Regions from separate parts of the Homo sapiens genome. Here region 2 is linked to region 1. The links are chromatin loops, found by intact Hi-C in ENCODE. Cell type or tissue: PC-3. All regions are shown on one strand. Links, peaks and the distances in the headings refer to the core of each region. The heading gives the core; the rest is flanking DNA.

Region 1 (11,236 bases), core at 2,259-10,258:
CTGCAGAGCACCCAGGGCTGCCTCGGCCAAGTGCATGTTCAAATGGAGACAGCCTGGGAGCCTGTTTAATGACTCAGAACGGGAGCAAGATTTGGAGAAACTGGAAATTAAATGTCTAACTGAGTCCTGAGGATTGCGGCTAATGGGCTCACCTTGGGAAAGGGATTGGGATCCCGGCATTTTGTAGAAGTGACCAGATTTCTTACTGCCTTCCAGATATCTCAGGGTGGCCTCTTGAAGAATTGTTGGCAACAAAGTCAGCAAGGCTTAGAGACTCTTCATGGAGGGTGGAGCCCAGAAAGGGTCCACTGGACTCAGCAGCCCCCTCCCCATCGGCCATCTCCCTGCCCAGTCTGGCTGTCACTGCTGTCTATCTGCTCAGACCTAGTGCCGAGTTCCCAGGCAGATCCATCTCCTAAACAGGCCTGTGCTCATGCAGGTCACCCCCAGGGGACAGTCAGAACAGCTTTGCAGGTTCCAGAGGGCTTGTCTTCTTCATTTCTCCCTTTTCCAGTAAAAATTTATCAATGGCTGGCCCCTTGTCTGGCACTGAGAAAGATGCAGGGATGTACTACTGATGGATAAGACAAGGTTGTGTATAACAAACAAAGGAGTTGGCTCCAGGGCACAGAGAGACTGACAACCCGTTAATTAGGAAAACAAGCAATTTGTGGAAGAGAAAACTTGAATGACCAACGAGCATATGAAAAAAGGCTTGGCCCCATCAGTCATAGGGCAAATAAAAATGAACCAAAATATGACTTCATTTTCTTATAGTCAGACTGAACTTGGAGAAAACTCAAGTAAAGTTTATTCATGTTTTGTTGTTGATTTTGAGACAGGGTTTCACTATGTTGCCCAGGCTGAAATGCAGTGGTGCAGTCATGGCTCACTGCAGTCTCAACCTCCTGGGCTCCAGAAATCCTCCCTGCTCTAATTCTTGAGTAGCTGGGAAGGCACTTGGGAAGGCACCTGGCCTTGACAATGTTTTTTAAAGCTGAGGATGCACACACCCTATGTAAAGCCAACAATTCCACTACTAGTGTACCTGCTGATAGATTCTTGCTTTGGCAACAGGAGATACAGGCAACAACATTCACTGCAGAAGGTTTACAATGTTGAAAAGTCAGAAACAAATGTACTCCCCAGGAGGGAAAAGGATAAGTAACCATGGTTTATTCTTACAATCAAAAGCACTCCACTGCGGTACAAATGAACAAAACATATTTATAAATTAACATGAATAATTCTGAAGAGTGTGAAATTGAATAGAGATTTAACTCAACTTCAGAAGCCTGGGAGTAGAGGGGAAGGGAATGGGAGTGTTGGGGCTTTAGTTGTATTCTTTTAATATTTTATTTCTTCAAAGAGAGAGACAAAGGTAAAACAAATGTGGCAAGCTGTTATCATCTATTAGATTTGGGTGGTGAACACATATTTAAATGTTTTGTTTTTTTTAATGTTTGAAAATGTTTCATAATAAAAAAAAAACTGAAAAGAATATTTTGGCTGGGCACAGTGGCTCATCCCTGTAATCCCAACACTTTGAGAGGCCAAGGTGGGAGGATTGCTTGAGTCCAGGAGTTTGAGACCGGCCTGGGAAACATAGCAAGACCCCACCTCTACAAAAATCCTTTTTTTTTGAGACAGAGTCTTGCTCTGTCACCCAGGCTGCAGTGCAGTGGCATGATCTTGGTTCACTGTAACCTCTGCCTCCTGGGTTCAAGCGATTACCTCTGCCTCCTGGGTTCAAGCGATTATCTGCTTTAGACTCCTGAGTAGCTGGGACTACAGGTGCCCGCCACCATGCCCGGCTAATTTTTTTGTATTTTTTAGTAGAGCCAGGGTTTCACCATGTTGGCCAGGCTGAACTCCTGACCTCAGGTGATCCGCTCGCCTTGGCCTCCCAAAGTGCTGAGATTACAGACATGAGCCACCACGCCCAGCCAAAAATATTTTTTTTAAAAGTAGCTGGGCGTGGTAGCATACCCCTATAGTCCTAGCTACTCAAGAGGCTGAGGCAGGAGGATCACTTGAGCCCAAGAGGTCAAGGCTGCAGTAAGCCATGATCGCGCCACTGCACTCCCGCCTGGATGACAGGTGAGATCCTGTCTCTAAAAAAAATAAAGAATACTTTAAAATACAGTCTTCCAGGAGCTCCTAGCCTCCTAGGGTCATGAGATAACAATGTGATAAAGAGTTTTACAGGGAGTCAGACCGTAGACAAATGCCTGGAAGAACTCGGGGAAAGCATCACAGAAGGGGTGAGACAATTTGGGTCCTGAGGGATCCATAGGAGTCTTTTGGTTGGAGAAGGAAAGTCTGGGCCCCTTGGGCAGATGCTCATGTAAAAGCACAAGGATGGAAAAGCACGCTGTTTGGGGGACCGGGATGGGTCGGAGAGGCAGCTGGGGTGGGAGGGTAGAGGCCTAACCAGGAAGGCTCTGGGCCACGCTAAAGACCTCTTCCTATGGGACAGGGAGAGGAGCAGTATGCGCAGTTTCTCTGTCCCTCGTTTCTCAGACAACAATGATTCAAGAAGGAAAAACAAACAAAAAAAAAAATGTGAGCCCAAAAGAAGATGAGTATGATTCACTGGACTTCTGGCAATGGCTTACGAAAGACCATTGCCTGCAGACCACGTGACTCAGGTAGACTCCATGGCCCAGGCCTGGCCAGTCAGAGTATTGCTTCTCAACTGATGCAGTTTTAGAGATGAACACATGGCCCAATCTAAGTCACAGGTAGGGAGTGACACCTTTACTGGGTTTCCTAGAAAGGGACTCTCCCTCTCCCCCTAGAGCCTAACAGATTGTGGCTGTCCTGCCAGGGGTAGGAGCCTGAGACCAGACATGACATGGAGGAGACAGGAGCGTAAAGAAGGATGGAAAGAAACAGCATCCGTACGGCTTCTGTCAAACCCAAATCAGCCACACCTGAACTGCTCCCACCTAAGCAAGTTTGGATCTGGTTCTCCATCATCTACTTCAGTTAATCTCATGACTTTATCCCTTGTCCAGCTTAGAGTCAGTTTCCCTATCTTCAACTTTGGGCCCCTTAAAGTATGATCGGCCTCCTCCCAGGCTGATGACCTGAGCTTTGTATCTATCTCAAAGACCCTTCTTGGATAACCCTGGGAGGCTGGCCCGTAGGCAGAGAGGGTCAAATGCCCGACAAGAGAAGGTGAGAGAGACGGCTTCAAAGATTGTGGGAGCAGGGCAAGGAGGGTTCAGAGAGGGGCACAAACACCCCCTTCTCCACAAAGCATACAAGTCACCCACCGTTTGTTCAGCCCACGTATTGAATGGGGCCTTCCACGGCGGCTGCATTGCAGCAGGCGTATTTAACATCACCCTTGTCAATCTGTGACAGCCGTTTCTGCATTCTCCTCTCATCGCCATTAACATAGAAATAGCTCCATAATGACACCAGGCCTTCCCGAGCACCGCTCTCTGCTTATCTCATTATCAATGAAACTATCTTGTTATGTGGGTAAACTGGAAACAGGAACGTTCTGTATCAGATGTCACGGGGCAATTCTCCCTCATTATTTCATCACGCCGAGAGAAACTGGAGCAGCTGCTGAAATCTGCTCCTGTTTTTGAGCTTTAGGAGCAACATTTTAGAAGAGAAGCAGCTCAGATGTCAGCTGCAGTGAGTCCTAGGGGGTCTGTGAGGGGCATATTTCCTGACAACTCCCTGGTATTACTTGTCTTTGCACAAAGCAATGCCCCAGAAAGACACAGGGCAGTAAAGGCTGGGGAGGAGTGGAGAGGGGGAGGGGTCCAGGCCTGGCCAGAAATCCCCCCCAGTCAACCACTGGGTTCAGCTTTGCAGCAAGGGAGGCAGAGGGGGCTGCAGTAGCCAAAGCCCAGCTGTAACACCCCGTGACCTGCGGAGGGCTACTAATGGGTAAAAGTAGAGGCGGAGGCTTGCCAATCTGTCTGTTCGCTCCTTTTCCAGAGTTCTAATCGGGAATCTTCATGGAATACGACCTGTCCATCACAACTCAGCCCACTGTTCGTATAATGGCTTTTCCTGGCTGGTGGCTAATTGCTTTAGAATACCTGTGCTGGGCCCGCAGGTCACCATCCACTGTGTTTTATGGCTCTTGCAAAGGAAACCACTTATCAGGTGTGTAAACTCGAGGCAAATCAGGATCCTTAGAACATGCTGTTGTACTTGAGCTACAGGGAAGGAAAGCTATGATGCTTGGAAATACCAGCGTAACTGGCGGTGGCGTCTTCCATGGCTTTGAATGAGACAAGACAGCTGCTCTAGCCCTACCCAACAGAGAAAAGGAAAGAAAATCACAATCTCTCTATGCGGTGTCAATTGTTCCATAAGTGGAGGCTACAAGATTTGGAGACAATTAATAAGAACACTGTTGTATCAAGTTGGGCCCCTCTATCAAGTCTTTGCGGAATTCCATCCCGGGGTGATGCTGGGTAGCAGCCTGGCCCCTCACCTTGTACTGGTGGTGCAGGGCATTTGCCTGAACTCTGACTGAAGATAGTGTCCTCCCCTGCCTACACACATACACCACACACACACACACACACACACACACACACACACACAAGCATATACACCATACACACCATACAAGCTCTTAGGAAGACAGCTCTGTGGCTTGCACAATTTTCAAAATATCATTGTCTCAATGATATCATTTGTATCATGGAATTGGGCTATGAGTCATTCAGGCCTGACTGAGAAAAGGACATTGGTCAGTCAGCTTTGCTGGACAACCTCCACAAGCTCTCAGTGGCATATGACAATAAGCACTAATTCCCATGCTTGTAAGTGTGGCCCACTGAAGACAACTGGATGCTTGTCAAGGCTGGGCTCAGCAGGTCGGCTCTGCTTCGGGCAGTGGGACTGCAGGGCTCGGCTTCCCACTGCAGGTTGGGCTCAGGCCTGCTCTATGTGTGCTTATTATGGGATCCAGGATGAAAGGGCAGCAGCTACCAGGAGGAAACGCTTCTCATTTAGGTTCAATCAGTGAAGTGCGGGGATGCAAAGCCAATCTCTCAAGCACATTGAAAGCCTCTGCTAACCCTATGACTGCTAATATTCCATTGGCCAAAGTCATCTGCCCAAACCCAAAGTCAAGGACCTGGAAGCATGCTCTGCACAGCCTGAGGCCATGGTGAGGGTGAGTGTGGGATCCTATTCCCCCTATGCCCATCCAGATGTGCAGCCTGCCTGGGGGTGCTGAGTGGTGTTTGGGGACCATGGCCTGTGGGAAGGAGGCCAAGCCCTTCTGCCTGAGCAGGGCAGCAGAGATTCCGCGCTCTGTCGGCCAATGCCCAACTAAAGACAGGAAATTCGAGGTGAGTGACACCCAGAGGTTCGGAGAGGAAATGACACCTGGAAAGCCTGGCCCTTAAGTCCAGCCTTTGCCCTGAGGGGTGGGAGCCCATAGGCCTTCCAGCTGGGTCCCCGCAGGAGAGGCCTGGAGAATGGAGGGGAGAGCACTTCGTTGTCATCTGGATCTGCCTGCAGCCCCGGTCACCTGGCTGAATCTGGGCAGGGCCAGGCCAGGCCCACCTTGGACAGGTGCCCTGCACCGCGTGGACAGGACCGAGGCTCGGGAATCCTTGCTTCCCACGGCAAATTTTCCCTCTGGAAAACGGGAGAGACAGAAACGTGTTGCACGGAAGCACCGGGAACGCGGCGCGCCCACGCTTCTGGCCCTGGCTGGGGGCGCCGTCGGGAGACCCATCCCTCATTCCGAGGGAGCCCCCCAGGACCCCCCCGCACCGCGCCCTCCCTCTCCCCTGCGCTTGAGAAGGACTTGGTGCCTCCAGGTCGCGGGAATCTTCATCACTTCTGCAGCACTGGAGGAGGGCGCCGTTTCCACCCCTCACCATAGGCTGTAGCCGCAGGCCAGGACGCTCAGCTGGCCCCGCTGGGGCGTCCTGGCAGACAAAGTCGTCAAGAGGATTTCCAAGCGCAGCGAAGTTGCCCCTCAGATGATCAGGCAGGGTCGGGGGACCCGGCCCTGGGATCCCGCGGCCCGTTAGCTAGCCTGACTCAGCCCCGGTGAGGCGGATCCGGAGCGGGAGCCGGGCGCACTCGTGTGGCCATGCCTGGGAACGCAGGTCCGGGAAATGGGCCGCCGGGAGCTCAGGACCAGCTGCCAAGACCCCAGGGAAAGAAACATCATCTGGAGGAAGGAGGCGAAGGGAGGGAGGCCCCGGGAGCCCCTTGACAGGCCTCATTCACGCTCTGCATGTTGGAAGGCCCTTGACAGAACTGAATCTTTTATGATGGCCAGAGATGCATCCCCTTTGAAAGGAGGGCTGCCAGGTAGCACAGCCCTGCATCCTGTTCCCCAAGTTTCCCTTTCCCCTGGGGACTCACTGAGCACCTAGTCACCCCACGGCTTTGCTCTCCCTTGGGAGCTCTAGCCTGAGTCCGGTGTGAGGCTCCTCCAAGGCTGCCCTGAAGATTTGGAGGCAGCCTAAGAGACATAGCCCAGGGTAACAGGAAACAAGACAGTAACAGACAACTAAGCCCTGTGGAATCCATTCATTCCACAGGAGGTGGGGCGTGACCACCATGAGCTAGCCACCCTGGAAGGCTCTGAAGCTGTGTCCTTTGCACGCTACAGGAGGCTTTTGAATTCGACCACCAAAATTCAGACTTACCAAAGGGCAAACCCCACAGTGAGTCCTCTGCTCAGCAGGGGGCTTCTGGGTTCCTTCCCTGCTTTAAGCCCAGAAAGAGACCTCACATACTTCTGGCTCCCCAGCCCTATGCACCTCTGACGTGAGAACTCACATTTAATGGGGAGTTACTGTGTGGGAGGCACACACTCCCTTCTGATCATTTGGGTGGGCACTGGTCCTACCCAGTTTCATTCAAGAATTGGAGTGTGACTGATGTGGTTTGGCCATGTCACCACCCAAATTTCATCCTGAATTCTCAGTTATTGTGGGAGAGACCTGGTGGGAGGTAACTGAATCATGGGGGCAGGTCTTTCCCGTGCTGTTCTTGTGATAGTGAATAAGTCTCGTGAGATCTGATGGTTTGAAAAACAGAGTCTCCCTGCACAAGCTCTCTTCTCTTGTCTGCCACCATGTGAGACCTGCCTTTCACCTCCTGCCATGATTGTGAGGCCTCCCCAGCCATGTGGAACTGTAAATCCATTAAATCTCTTTCTTTTGTAAATTGCCCAGTCTCAGGTATCTCTTTATCAGCAGCATGAAAACGGACTCATACAGTGACCTTAGATGTGCTAAGAGTAAACTGGAAATTTTGAAGAAGTTCATCCAGGCAGATTGCCTTCACATTTTGGCCAGCTGCCTGGGAGCTTGATGCCATCTTTTGGATTTAGCCCAAGATTCTCAAACTTGTGATCAGTTATACTCCAAGGAATCCATAAAGGAATTTTGCTTTATTTAGTCATTTCATGGAGCATGGCGCACTGGGATATGTTGACAGTCATTTGATGTGATTGTGAGTTTGTTATTGATATAATTAGTGCAGCCAGAGAAAAGCAGCTAAAACTTCTGGGAAATTGACTCGTAATATTGTAACACATAATATAGGGGAAAAAGCAGAACCACAATAATGATTGGGGACTTGTGGTTCCTGTGCGCTTGAAGATGTGTGTGCTTGGGATTTTGATAATTTACAAAGCTTTATGCCCTCATCTCTCTGCTTTCCAGCCTTTTTAAGATCTGAAAGGAAATTTGCAAATTGGCTTCTGAAAACTATAACTGATACATCAGCAAATCAGAGCTGGCCTTGGTGAGTGAAGTCCAAATGCTGGGGCCCAGACCTGGACCCCAGTGATGGAAGGAGCACTGTATACCTGGAGACCAAAGAATCCTTTTCAAAAGAGACACCCACTTCAGGTGCAGGGGTGGCTCATTCTACTTCTGAGAAACAAACTTGCCTTCCCCCTGCCCCTCCTTTCCCATTGTTGACAACACCCCCACCCCAATCCCTGGCCTGCTGACACAGAGAACGTGTCCCAACTGGCAGAGCAAAGTTGTTTGGAGCCACTGAACACTTTAGCCAAATTCTTCAACTCTAAGCTAGCCTGCATCTAGAAGACAAAGACAACTGTTCTCCCATAATAACACAAAAGGTTCTTAGGGTTTTGGGGCATTACCCGTGGTGACCAGAGTGCCTAGTCCACCTCTCTGGAGCCAGGAAGAGAGAGAAATACTCTCTCTAGAGTATTTCTTCTATCTCTAGACGTGAAAGAAATACAGTGCCAGCCACATACTCAATTTTAAATTTTTTAAAAGTCCCATTTTATAATGTGAAAAGAAATAAGTAAAATTAATAACTTATTTTTTATTAATCCAGCATGAAATAATTTATTTCAAGATGTAATGAGTATAACAATTATTAATGAGATATTTTTCCTTTTTTATATGAAATCTGCTGTGGATTTTATATTTCCAGGGCATCTCAGTTCAGACCAGCTGCAATTTAAGTGCTCAGGAGCCACATGTAACCTGTGACTGCCTTATTGGACAGCGCAGGTCTAGAGTACATCTCTGGAGCTCATGGAACAACAGAGCACTGTCACTGCCACCACCCAAAGTCCAAACCAAGGGGCCAGGCCCTCAGCGCTGCCTTCGAAACATAACTGAACCAAAACTACCACAAATGTGGGTGGTGCCTGGGCCCGAAAGACCTAGTGGATAGCATTTGCTGAAAGCCTTCATGGGTCATTCTCATCCCAGGAATGACTGCTTGGGGAAAGGCTGAGCCAGGGCCCCTATATAAACAAGCATACTTGTTCCATCGGGACCCTTGGTTGGCTTTTCCAGGTAAATGAATGTCCACAGGAGGGCACCTACAACATCTTTAGTGCCATTGTTGTTGAATTAAAAATGAAGTCCAAGGCTGGTCTTGTGATGGATTAATCGACTTTTTATTGTGCAATAAGCAATGGAACACACATTTCCTTCTTAGCCTTGGCTGCCAGGAAACTCAGAGCCAAGTAGGTTCTCAGTTAAAAACTATTGCCTCAGCTATTCCTCCATTATGATATGGTTGTTTTCCTTTCACTTTTATTTTAATACTTTGAGGATTTGACAGGGTTTCCATCTTCTGAAACTTCAAGCAACTGTAAATCATTTTTAGAAATGGGCGGGGTACGTATAAGGAAGGTTTCAGATTTTACCACTAGATGGCAGCATTGTACAATAGACTACCGCCTTCAGCCTCCCGCCGGCCCTCCCCACTATCGCTCCGGCCTATTCCACTCCTTTAATAGCTCTATGACTTGGGCCATTGACTTTTAACACTCTGAGCCTCTCCTCTGTTTTATCATGTGAAAAAGGAAATGCTATTGTGAAAACGAACTGAGATGAAATATAGCTGGAGATGTAGTAGTAGCCTTGTGATTAAGTGCATGGATTCTGATGCAGATGACCTGGTTTCAAATTCTATTTCGCCATTTAATAGCTGTAAGTGCAGGCAAGGTATCTAACTTCAAGCCTTAGTTTCTCCTCTGTAAAATAGTGAGGCTAGTGCCTGCTTCTTAGGAATGTTGCAAGAATTTGAGGGCAGGATATAAAGCGCTTAGAACAATGCCTGGCCACACAGAACATCAAGGGTTAGAAGCTACCATCATTATCATCATCAACACATAAAGCACCCAGCACAGCACATGGAGTCATGCTTCTAGACCCCAGTGTGACACTCTTGTGCCTGTTGGTCTACGAGATGTTGGAAATGAGGCCTCCGCATGGGCTCTTCTTTGTGCCAAGGTGGGAGAACTGACTTCTGGCCCTGCTGCTCTTTGGGGTCAGAAACTGGATGGGGAGGGAGGGATGTGGTAGGTGCACTGGGAAGAAAGATGTCTGGGAGCAGCTTGTGCTGTGGGGAAGGCTTGTGGGAAGTGGGCTGGAGAGGTGAACAAATCTCTTTACGAATGTCATTGTGCAGTGTATTTGGATCCCGTCACCATTTTTGACAAAGCAAGTAAAGAGTTGACACTATTGTGAACTTTTGGCTCCCGGACTGTGTTTTAGTTTTTCCACTGCACCCTCCGTCAACACTAAACAAGAGTGGTCCTTCATTTATAATGGTTGCATTTATAAAGCACTCAACAAACATTAACTATTATTGTTGAGTGTCAGAGAACACTCAATAAACATCATGTATTATTATGCGACCAGGCTTCTGCATTCCACACCCACGTGGGTGTAATAACGCTGGGTTTTCTCCAGCGCAGTCTCCACCTGCAGGACCATAGAAACCCCCAAACTCCCTGTTGTTTCCTTTGAAACTCGCTGTATTTTCTGTTTCCAAGAACAAAAATGATTTTGTTGAATTTAATTTTCAAGTTTATATTACAGCAAAAGAAACTCAGATTTGGAAAACAAAATTAAAATTATAGTATTGAATATTCTTTCTTTAAACTCCACCCCCTCAGATATTCTAAATAACCCTCTGAAGGCAGCTTAACCTTCCCTGAAGCTCCTTGGTTCCATGAGAAGTGATTCCCCCTCAACCTCCCTCTCTAAATCTCTTCCTGTGTTAAAAAATCAATATTAGACATGAGGCCTTGCCTCAGTTTGGGGAGCATATATCTAAACACCACAGGCCCTACAGTCTGGCATACTCAGCTTCCCAAACCCTCTGTGCTATATTCCTAAGATTCCCACTGCTTCACTCACTGATAAGGAATAATGTAAGACTAACTTTATTAAAACAATTTGGGGTCACCATGTGGCGCCCAGACAGTCATCTCTTGCTACACAGTGTGTTTGGAGGAATAAGGTAGGAATCAGATGCAAAATCTTCAGTGGGGCTCTCAGAACTAGGGATCCCAAATTAGAGGGTCCAGAGACCTGGGGCCATGCCCCATGGCCACATGGGCCTGTGATGGACATCTGACAGTGAGCACAGGCTTTGCCTTCCCACCCCCACAAAGTTGGAAGGCAGCTGTGGCTCATTGCTGCTATCCTCCTGGGCCACCAAAGGTCACAGCATAGGTCTATGGCCACGGGGAGTCAATCTCTCTTGGGGGTTCCAGCTTCAGCAGCATCAGCCTTGAGAGAAAAGGGGGCTGTGCAATCAGGCAAGTACAAGGTGGGGAACAAAGGCATCCACACTGGGAAAGGAAAAGTAATACTGTCTACTGTAGATGACAAGCTCCTGTGTGCAGAAGATCCCAAGGAACCCATAAAAGCACTATCAGAACTAATACAAAGATCTATTAGTCTGCTTTAATCCTGCTGATAGAGATATACCAAAG
Region 2 (11,236 bases), core at 2,168-10,167, 200 kb before region 1:
CAATACCAGCCCTAATACAGGGGTAGGAAGGACTCTGACAATTTGATTACAAAAAGACAAATGCTTTTTTTGACCCTTACTCCAAATGGAAAGGAGCTCTTTCTCATGAGCTCTATTCCATGTTTGGAAATACTTGATATTCTGAAAAGTGGGAAGATATTTCTATTTCTAATAGTTTATTATTTCTATTCTATTAATAGTTTATTATTTCTAATAAACTTCTTCCATTTAGCACAAAAATAAAACCTCAAATTTAGAAGCAATATTGATGATCATTTCTTTCTGATTATGGAGAAAACTGAAACTATGCACTTTAGCAGCCCAGAGAAGCCATCACTCAACCCCAGTTGGAAATGAAAGTTAAGAATGTTCCTTCAGACCAACCTTAGCTTTGTTCACTCTCTCTCCCCTTCTCTTTTATGTTCTGCTTTCGGATGGTTTGTTCTGTTGGTTTTTCTCATTTTGTAAATTGGACATTTATCTCATTCATCTTCAAGGTTTTTTCTATAGTAAGTATCTGAGTTTATCTGAATTATCTCCTTTGCTTCACCCCATGATTGGGTGTATGCGTACATACAAACATGTATCTATACATATTTTTATTGCTTTTCCACTTATATCTTTACATTATGATTTATTTGACCTGTTCGTTAAAGTGTTTTTTGTTTCTTTTTTGTTTTGTTTTATTATTATTATACTTTAAGTTTTAGTGTACATGTGCACAATGTGCAGGTTAGTTACATATGTATACCTGTGCCATGCTGGTGTGCTTCACCCATTAACTCATCATTTAGCATTAGGTATATCTCCTAATGCTATCCCTCCCCCCTCCCCCCACCCCACAACAGTCCCCAGAGTGTGATGTTCCCCTTCCTGTGTTCATGTGTTCTCATTGTTCAATTCCCATCTATGAGTGAGAACATGTGGTGTTTGGTTCTTTGTCCTTGCAATAGTTTACTGAGAATGATGATTTCCAATTTCATCCATGTCCCTACAAAGGACATGAACTCATCATTTTTTATGGCTGCATAGTATTCCATGGTGTATATGTGCCACATTTTCTTAATCCAGTCTATCATTGTTGGACATTTGGGTTGGTTCCAAGTCTTTGCTATTGTGAATAATGCCACAATAAACATACATGTGCATGTGTCTTTATAGCAGCATGATATATAGTCCTTTGGGTATATACCCAGTAATGGGATGTCTGGGTCAAATGGTATTTCTAGCTCTAGATCCCTGAGGAATCACCACACTGACTTCCACAATGGTTGAACTACTTTACAGTCCCACCAACAGTGTAAAAGTGTTCCTATTTCTCCACATCCTCTCCAGCACCTGTTGTTTCCTGACTTTTTAATGATTGCCATTCTAACTGATGTGAGATGGTATCTCATTGTGGTTTTGATTTGCATTTCTCTGATGGCCAGTGATGATGAGCATGTTTTCATGTGTGTTTTGGCTGCATAAATGTCTTCTTTTGAGAAGTGTCTGTTCATATCCTTTGCCCACTTTTTGATGGGGTTGTTTGTTTTTTTCTTGTAAATTTGTTTGAGTTCATTGTAGATTCTGGATATTAGCCCTTTGTCAGATGAGTAGGTTGCGAAAATTTTCTCCCATTCTGTAGGTTGCCCGTTCACTCTGATGGTAGTTTCTTTTGCTGTGCAGAAGCTCTTTAGTTTAATTAGATCCCATTTGTCAATTTTGTTTTTTGTTGCCATTGTTTTTGGTGTTTTAGACATGAAGTCCTTGCCCATGCCTATGTCCTGAATGGTATTGCCTAGGTTTTCTTCTAGGGTTTTTATGGTTTTAGGTCTAACATTTAAGTCTTTAATCCATCTTGAATTAATTTTTGTATAAGGTGTAAGGAAGGGATCCAGTTTCAGCTTTCTACATATGGCTAGCCAGTTTTCCCAGCACCATTTATTAAATAGGGAATCCTTTCCCCATTGCTTGTTTTTCTCAGGTTTGTCAAATATCAGATAGTTGTAGATATGCAGCGTTATTTCTGAGGGCTCTGTTCTGTTCCATTGATCTATATCTCTGTTTTGGTACCAGTACCATGCTGTTTTGGTTACTGTAGCCTTGTATTATAGTTTGAAGTCAGGTAGCGTGATGCCTCCAGCTTTGTTCTTTTGGCTTAGGATTGACTTGGCGATGCGGGCTCTTTTTTGGTTCCATATGAACTTTAAAGTAGTTTTTTCCAATTCTGTGAAGAAAGTCATTGGTAGCTTGATGGGGATGGCATTGAATCTATAAATTACCTTGGGCAGTATGGCCATTTTCATGATATTGATTCTTCCTGCACATGAGCATGGAATGTTCTTCCATTTGTTTGTATCCTCTTTTATTTCATTGAGCAGTGGTTTGTAGTTCTTGAAGAGGTCCTTCACATCCCTTGTAAGTTGGATTCCTAGGTATTTTATTCTCTTTGAAGCAATTGTGAATGGGAGTTCACTCATGATTTGGCTCTCTGTTTGTCTGTTGTTGGTGTATAAGAATGCTTGTGATTTTTGTACATTGATTTTGTATCCTGAGACTTTGCTGAAGTTGCTTATCAGCTTAAGGAGATTTTGGGCTGAGACAATGGGGTTTTCTAGATATACAATCATGTCATCTGCAAACAGGGACAATTTGACTTCCTCTTTTCCTAATTGAATACTCTTTATTTCCTTCTCCTGCCTAATTGCCCTGGCCAGAATTTCCAACACTATGTCTAATAGAAGTAGTGAGAGAGGGCATCCCTGTCTCGTGCCAGTTTTCAAAGGGAATGCTTCCAGTTTTTGCCCATTCAGTATGATATTGGCTGTGGGTTTGTCATAGATAGCTCTTATTATTTTGAGATACGTCCCATCAATACCTAATTTATTGAGAGTTTTTAGCATGAAGTGTTGTTGAATTTTGTCAAGGGCCTTTTCTGCATCTATTGAGATAATCATGTGGTTTTTGTCTTTGGTTCTGTTTATATGCTGGATGACATTTATTGATTTGCGTATATTGAACCAGCCTTGCATCCCAGGGATGAAGCCTGCTTGATCATGGTGGATAAGCTTTTTGATGTGCTGCTGGATTCGTTTTGCCAGTATTTTATTGAGGATTTTTGCATCGATGTTCATCAAGGATATTGGTCTAAAATTCTCTTTTTTGGATGTGTCTCTGACTGGCTTTGGTATCAGGATGATGCTGGCCTCATAAAATGAGTTAGGGAGGATTCCCTCTTTTTCTATTGATTGGAATAGTTTCAGAAGGAATGGTACCAGTTCCTCCTTGTACCTCTAGTAGAATTCAGCTGTGAATCCATCTGGTCCTGGACTCTTTTTGGTTGGTAAGCTATTGATTATTGCCACAATTTCAGATCCTGTTATTGGTATTTTAAAGTGTTTTTATATGCACAGACTTAAGAGTTTTAGAAATGTATTTCTTTTTCAAAAAAAATTTGTATTGTTAATATCACTGTTAATAAGACAATTCTATATTTTGTGAATCCTGACAAAATGTGCCAAAGACACATTAATTATGTGATATTCCTGCCAAAAATATATAACATGATCATAGTGGAGAGAAATATCAGAAAAAGCTAAACTGAGGAATATCCTACAAAATTACCAGCCTATGCCTGTCAAAAATTTCAGGTTAAGGGAGACTAAAGAGATGTGACAAGTATATGCAGCACATGTTTCTTGATTGGATCCTGATCAATTTAAACTTTTGCTCTATCAGACATTTTTGAGACTATCGGTAAAATTTGAGTAAGGTCTTTAAATTATTAATAGCTTATAACAGTGTGACTTTCTGATTTTGCTAATAATGTCATGGTTTCTTGAGGAAAAAGTCCTTGTTTTTTAGGAAATGCATACTGAACGTTTAGGGTTAACAGAGTATTGTATATGCAACTGGTTCTGGACAAATTATACAGAGAGAAAATGGTACAGTAAATGTGGTAAGATGTTAACCTTTGGAAAATCTAAGTGAAGTTATAGGAATGCTTTGTACTGTTTTGCAGATTTATTGTAAATCTGGAATTATTTCAGAATAGAAAATTTAAAAAATAGCTTTTGTTGTTGGTTCTAAGTAATTGCATGTGGTCAAAGAACATGTGAGTATGATCGAGCTTGGGCAAATTATTATGACCTTTCTCTGCATCAGCCTTGCCATCTGAAAAATGAAAATAATAGTACCTATATCATAGATTGTTGTGAGAGTAACTTAAGACATTTAAAATACTGAGAACTCATCCAGGCACAAAGTGTATAAATATATGTTGTAGTAAGCTGAATAATGGCCCCCAAGACATCCGGTCCTAATCCATGAACCCTATATTACCTTACATGGAAATGAGGTCTTTGCTGATGTGATTAAGTTGGGGATCTTGAGATAGGGAGATTTTCTTGGATGATCTAGATAGGTCCTAAGTGCAATCACAAGTGTGTTTAATCAGAGGCAGGGAGATTGCAGACAGAAGAAGAGAAGACAATGTGACCATGAAGCCAGAGATTGGAGTGATGCAGCCACAAACAAAGGAATACCAGTAGCCACAAAAAAATGGGAAGCATCAAGTAACAGATTCTCTCCTAGAAATTCTGGAGGATGAAGCATCCACCAGCAATTTGATTTTGGTGTAGTTATATTCATTTTGGACCTCTGGCCTCCACGGAACTGTGAGAATGAATTTCTGTTATTTTAAACCAAAAAAAAAAAAAAAAAAAAAAAAAAAGAATGTTCCTTCAAGAATGACCCAATCACAAATCCTGGACTTGGACAATTTAAGCTCTTACCATAGACAAACAATGAAAATAGAACTGCAAAACAGCCTGTCAGGAAACCTGATCTCTCAGAAAATTTGAACAAAATTGAAACATCTTAAAACGATGAGGAATTATTTATTTGGCACCTTTGAAAAAGGAACAGAATAAACTTGAATGTCACTATGGAACCATTTAAATTAGTATGGGAAGTAGTTAAAAATAGAACTGATGTTGCAGAAAAATCAATTAGTAACATAGAAAATAGAGTTGAGAAACATATAGAATGTCAAAGAAATTAACACAGCGGAAAATAATATGAATAAGTATTTTTGTATCCACATGTTGCCTGGCTGTTCTGGCTGCTGACAACATAAACATGAAGAAACCGTTTCCACCTGCCCTTAAGGTGGTCACAGCTCAGTAAGGAAGATAGAGAAATAAATAGATAGCAATCTAGATGTCATTAATTGATACCAACTCACTATCCCAGAATCACAAAAATATAATTTTTATTATAGTAGCCACAGATGGTATACAAAAAGAAAGATAAAAAACAAGACACATTAAGAATATCCTATTGCTCTTAAAAGAAACTATGTATAGGCTTTATTCTCAGGATACTCACTAGCACATCCAAAAATCAGGAAATATTAGCATTAGTCTCCTAAATAAAAGGATAAAAATTCAAATTGTTAACAATCTATTTTGACAGAAAAGATGAAATGTATAAAACTACATATCACTATATGTGAGATAAAGCACAGCCATACACAGAGAGAAACATAGATGCCTTCAATGTTTTTGCCATTTCAAATACTATGGTCCCATTAGGATATGGGGTAGTAAATAAAGTATTGGAAAACCAAAAACACAGGAAATACCACAATGTAAATAAACAAGACAATAGCAAATATAGTTGGGAGAAAAAGTAAAATTATTTTCAAAATTATAAAAGACTTCCTTCATATCTTTACCTGGTTGAAAGTTAATATAGTTTATATTAATATTATAAACTATTAAAGAAAAAAACAAAGAAAATATAAAGGTCTTAGAACAAATGAACATCTTAAAAATAAACAAAATGTTGAATTGTTGTACTAAAAATTTAATAGAGGAATTACAGTTTGGGGTACAATGGACTAAGTGTAGTCCCCGTGTCTCTCCCACTGAATGCAACTATAAAACCTGAACAAAGACTGAAAGAAAAAAAACAAAAAACTGAAATCTAGAATTGGGCACCAGCGTGTAAAAGTAACTCCAGGAAAAGCCCTCTAGTTCTGGTTCAATAAACAGAAAGGGGATTTCTTAGTACCTAGAGAAAGTATGGAAATCTTCTTGCGTTAATTTTTTTTCTTCCACATTCTTGGGTCCCAGGCCCCATACAATCTCTTTGTGATGGCAGCAGAGATGGAATGAGAGCCCACAGGAATCCAAGTTTTGAGTGAGGAAAACTGCTTTTTGCAGTCCATGGAGCCCCAATCCCAAGAAGGTGGGTCAATCCTCTATTAATTTTATTTCTCCTTGTGTCTTCTTGCTGTTTCTCTCTAGATGCAGAAGCATATATGGAGAAGCAACTAAATCCCCAGTTTTCTGACATAATAATTAAAAATCAGAGGCCCAGGAAACTATATAGAAAATAATAGGCAGGAAATCAGAGAGAGGGAATAGCTTGGGAAAGAGGCACCATAAAGATTTGTTAATGAATTTCTGTTCTCACCCCAAAGTTGACCATGGGTAGATCTGATTTAATCAATACAGCAAAGAATTTAAGGATGGAACTCACAGATTATTGCCCAGGTCTCAGAGTGGCCACTGGGTGGCACACACACAGGACAACTAAAAATAACATTGCAAAGACTCTGAAAACTGAATTAACTTTGGGACTGCAGTCCACAGAAGGTGGGCTGGACTGTGTGTCCTAAACCTAAACAGGTTGATTGCTTGCTGAAACAAAAATAACATTTAACATAAATATTTTTAAAGACTCAGTACCTCATGACATAATATTCATGCCCAGGAACAAATCCAAAAGTACTCAATATATGAAGAATTAGAAAAATATCACTTCACACAGGGCAAAAAAAAATCAACAGATGCTAATGTAAAAATAAAATATATTAAAAATATCTGACAAAAAACGTAAAGCAATTGGCCAGGCATAGTGGCTTACACCTGTAATCCCAACACTTTGGGAGGCCAAGGTGTGAGGATTGCTTGAGGCCAAAAATTTGTAACCGGCCTGGACAACATACAGAGAACCCATCTCAATAAAAAAATAAAAAATAAAAATCAACTGGATATGGTGTTGCATACCTATAGTCCTAGCTACTAGGAAGGCTGGGGCAAGAGGATCCCAGTTCGAGGTTACTGTGAGCTATGAACATACCACTGCACTCTAGTTCGAGTGACAGAGGGAGACCCTGTTTCAAAATATGAAAAAGAACTTAAAGCAGCTATCACAAAAATGTTCCACCAAGTAATTTCTAACACTCGTGAAACAAATAAAAAAATAGACAGTTACAGCAAGAAACAGAATTGGACAGAAATAGTACAACTGAACAATACAATAACTACAATTGGAAAAAACCTCACTAAAAGGTCTCAATATTGGAATGGATATGACAGAGGAAGGGATCAGTGAACTCAAAGATAGTTTAATAAAAACTATCCAGTCAGAGTAACAGAGAAAAAATAGATTTGAGAAAAATTAACAGGGCCTTCGGAACATGTGCGATAATAAAAAAGGTCTAACATTGTATCGTTAGAGTTCCAAAAGGAGATAAGAAAAGAATGTAGACCTGAAAAAAAATGTTTGAAGAATTAATAGCTGGAAATTTCCTGTTTAGCAACAGACATAAACTTAAAGATTCAAAATGTTCAACAAATTCCTAAGAGGACAAACCCAAAGAAATCCATGCTCTGTGACACATATGCAACCTGCTAAGAATAGAAGGCAATTAAAAACCTTTAAACAGAGACAAGCTACGCATTATTTGTAGGAAAACAATAATTCAAATGACAATGAATTTTTTATCAGAAATCATGGAGTTCAGAATAAAGTAGCACACATTTTTAGGTACTGAAAGGAAAGAACCATCAGCCCAGATTTCTTTATTCAGTGAAAATATTCTTCAAAAAATAAAAGAGAAATAAGATATTCTCAAATAAAGAAAACCTAAGAGAATTATTTGCCAGCAGACCTGCTTTAGAAAAATATTGTTAATGCAAATTTTTCAGATAGAAGCAAAATAATACCAGAAAGAAAAATGGAACATAAGGAATGAAAGAAGAAAACAAAATGGTAAATATCTGGGTAAATATAGACTACTTTCTCTTGAGATCCTTAAGATATGTTTCATGGTTGAAAGTTAAAATTATAACATTGTCTTGCAGGGTTTTCAATGCACCTAGTAAGAAAAGGGATCTATATGGTGGTAAGATATATCAACATCCATTTGATGTTGATAAAATATGTAGTCTAATTAGACTAAATATAAAGTTAAGTAATTCTCTAGAGCAATTACTAAAATAAATTTCAAGGAGATATAGTCAAAGACTCAATGGGCAAGTAAAATAGAATACCAAAAAATATTCAAAAAGTGCAAAAGAATGCAGAAAATAGAGAATGGAGATACAAAAATGAAGAGAACAAACAAAACTAAATAATAAAATGGTAAAGTGGAATACAAATATATCAATAACTGTATTAAATGTAAATGGTCTGAGCACACCAATTAAAAGACAGAGATCATTAGAATGGGTAGCAAAACATAATACAACTATATGTTGTCCATGTGAAATCTAATGCTTCAAATAGGTTATAAGGAAAAGGATAGAAAAAGATATACCATGCAAACTCTTACAAAAGAAGTTGGAGTTGCTATATTCATATCAGACAAAGTAGATTTCAGCACAAAGAAAATTACCAGAAATAAAGAGAAACCTTACATAATGATTCAACAGTCAATTTGTCATGAAGATATAACAACCCTAAATGTGTATGCACCTAACAACAGAGCTCCAAAATACAGGGCATAAAAACTGAGAAAACTGAAGGAGAAATTGACAAATTTTCTGTTACAGATAGAAATTACAATGCTCATAGATTGAATATCAGAAAAAAATATAGAACTCAACAATACCATAAATCAATAGGATCTAACCAACATTTTTTGAACACTTCATCCAACAATAGCAGAAGTCACATCCTTTTCAAATTCACAAGAAAGATTCACTAAAATATACCATATCCTAGATTGTAAAACAAATCTTAACAATATATTTTTTTAAGAGATGGTGGTCTAGCTATGTTGCCTAGGCTGGTCTTGATCTCTAGGGCCCAAGCGATCCTCCCGCTTCAGCCTCCCAAACTGCTGGGATTACAGGAATAAGCCACCACACCTGGCCAAACCTTAACGAATTTAAAAGAAAAAGAATCATACAAAGTATATTATCTTATTATAATGTAATTAAAGTAGAAGTCAAAACAGGGAAAATTCTCCAAACACTTGAAAATTAAAAAGTACACTTGTAAAACCAGTCAAGCAACAAAAGAGTAAAAAGCAGTAAGAATTTACTAGAGGGGTATGGTAGAGGGCACAGAGAGATCCCCTCTGTGCACAGATGCATAGGAAAGGTCTAAAACTAAAGGCAAAGCTGGAACAATGATAATATTTTTCTAGTACCCCAGTTTCCACTCTATGCACAAAATAATATCAAAATAACTTCAAGACAGTGGTACATTGAAGGTAAACAGAACAAGTCAAACATACCCCAATTCCTAAATATAACTGAACTGTTTACACTTCCATCAAAATATTAATCAAAAGAAGGATGGATAAGCCATATTCCTAACAGGTAACATAAACTTAAGAACAAGGAATATTACCAGGAATAAAGAGGAGCATTTCATAATAAGAAAGGGATCAATCACAAAGAGAACAGAACAATCTTAAATGTCTATGCAACTAAAAACAGAGTATCAAAATAAGGAAAGCAAGAATTGATGGGACTAAAGGCTAAATTTTAAAATCCACAATTTTAGTGGCAGACATCAAAATCTTCTCTTAGTAATCAATAGAACAAAATCAGAATATACATTAGACTTAAAAACATTACAAATTAACTTGACCTGACTGACATCTAGAGAAATCATTCATGAGCAACTACGGGATACATGTTTTTCTCAAGTGCACATGGAATATTCACCATGATAAATCATACTCCAGGTCATAAAACATACTTCAACAAATTTAAAATGATTAATGTCATATAAAGTATATTCTCTTATAAAAACAAAATTAAACTTGAAATCAATAACAGAAGAATAGCTAGAGATATCCAAATATTGAGAAATTTCAAAACACACTTTTGCATAACCCGTAGGTCAAAGACCAAGTCAAAAGAGAAATTAGAAAATATTATAACTTGAATGAAAATGAAAACACAGCATACATTAATTTGTGAGATGCAGTACTTGGCAACAATTTTAGCATTAAATGCTAATATCGCAAAAGAGGTGTGCCATTTATTAATTTATTACATCTCATTTCTATATTTATTTTCAATGTATGTTCTGTGATAATAGAATTAATTTAAGCATCTTTCCTGTAAATTCAGCACAATGTTGTGCTTTCTCAGTAGAGGGCACTGGAAGGACATTGCAGGAGGAAGTCCCTCTCCTGGGAGGAAGACACTCTCCAGCTGCTGCATGGGAGAAAGTAGGGGAGTGGGTCAAGAGTGTAGACCAAGTGTACAGTATTTTCAAAGTCTAGTGTATTACAGCAAAAAACAATAATAATAAAATAGAGACTGAAGGGAAAAAAAAGTCTCAATTTGCTGAAGACATGATTGTCTGCATAGAAAATCCAAAAGAATCTATAACATAGCTACTAGGAATAAAAAGTGACTTTAGCAAGATCATGGGGAAGAAGAACAATGCAAAAAAATTAATTGTACTTCAATATACTAGCAATGAACAAATGGAAGTTGAAATAACATTGAAAATAACACAAAAATATGAAATATTAGGTATAAATCTAAATAAGGACAAAATATGTAGGCTGAACACTGTAAGACAATAATGAGAAAATTTGAAAAGATCTAAGTAAATGAGTGAATAAGAGAATATATGGGCCGGGCCTGGTGGCTCACACGTGTAATCCCAACACTCTGGGAGGCCGAGGTGGGCGGATCACAAGGTCAGATCGAGCCCATCCTGGCTAACACAGTGAAACCCCATCTCTACTAAAAATACAAAAAATTAGCTCGGCATGGTGGCACGCTCCTGTAATCCCAGCTACTCGGGAGACTGAAGCAGGAGAATCACTTGAACCGGGGAGGCAGAGGTTGCAGTGAGCCAAGATCATGTCACTGCACTCCAGCCTGGGTGACAGAGCGAGACTCCATCTGAAAAAAAAAAGAAAAAGAAAAGAATATACTATGTGCAGGATTGGAAGACTCATTATTGTTAAAATATTATTTCTCTTCAA

What was found. Hi-C counts contacts between places; a loop is a spot of excess contacts. Peaks named below come from ENCODE experiments on the same cell type or tissue, not always from the same donor. Only the 100,000 strongest peaks of a DNase experiment are listed, where the experiment ranks them.
Region 2: a loop joins it to region 1, with 5 times the contacts of the local background. A loop is called at or near these places in 8 of 110 quality-filtered maps.

What each region holds. Positions count from the first base shown.
Region 1 is chr10:84,535,535-84,546,770 of GRCh38, reverse strand. No RefSeq gene overlaps it. Among named protein-coding and RNA genes, the nearest start is that of CCSER2, 210 kb to the right of the region's middle. RefSeq lists enhancers at 3,233-3,732, 9,062-9,766, 11,019-11,236. In PC-3, for the core only: CTCF peaks have their summits at 5,306, 5,884, 6,086, 9,152 (motif pointing right) and 1 weaker place; DNase peaks (open chromatin) are centred at 6,540 and 9,200; H3K4me3 peaks cover 1,422 bases; H3K27ac peaks cover 925 bases.
Region 2 is chr10:84,739,009-84,750,244 of GRCh38, reverse strand. No RefSeq gene overlaps it. Among named protein-coding and RNA genes, the nearest start is that of CCSER2, 420 kb to the right of the region's middle. In PC-3, for the core only: a CTCF peak has its summit at 6,556 (motif pointing right); no DNase peak of the experiment used is centred there.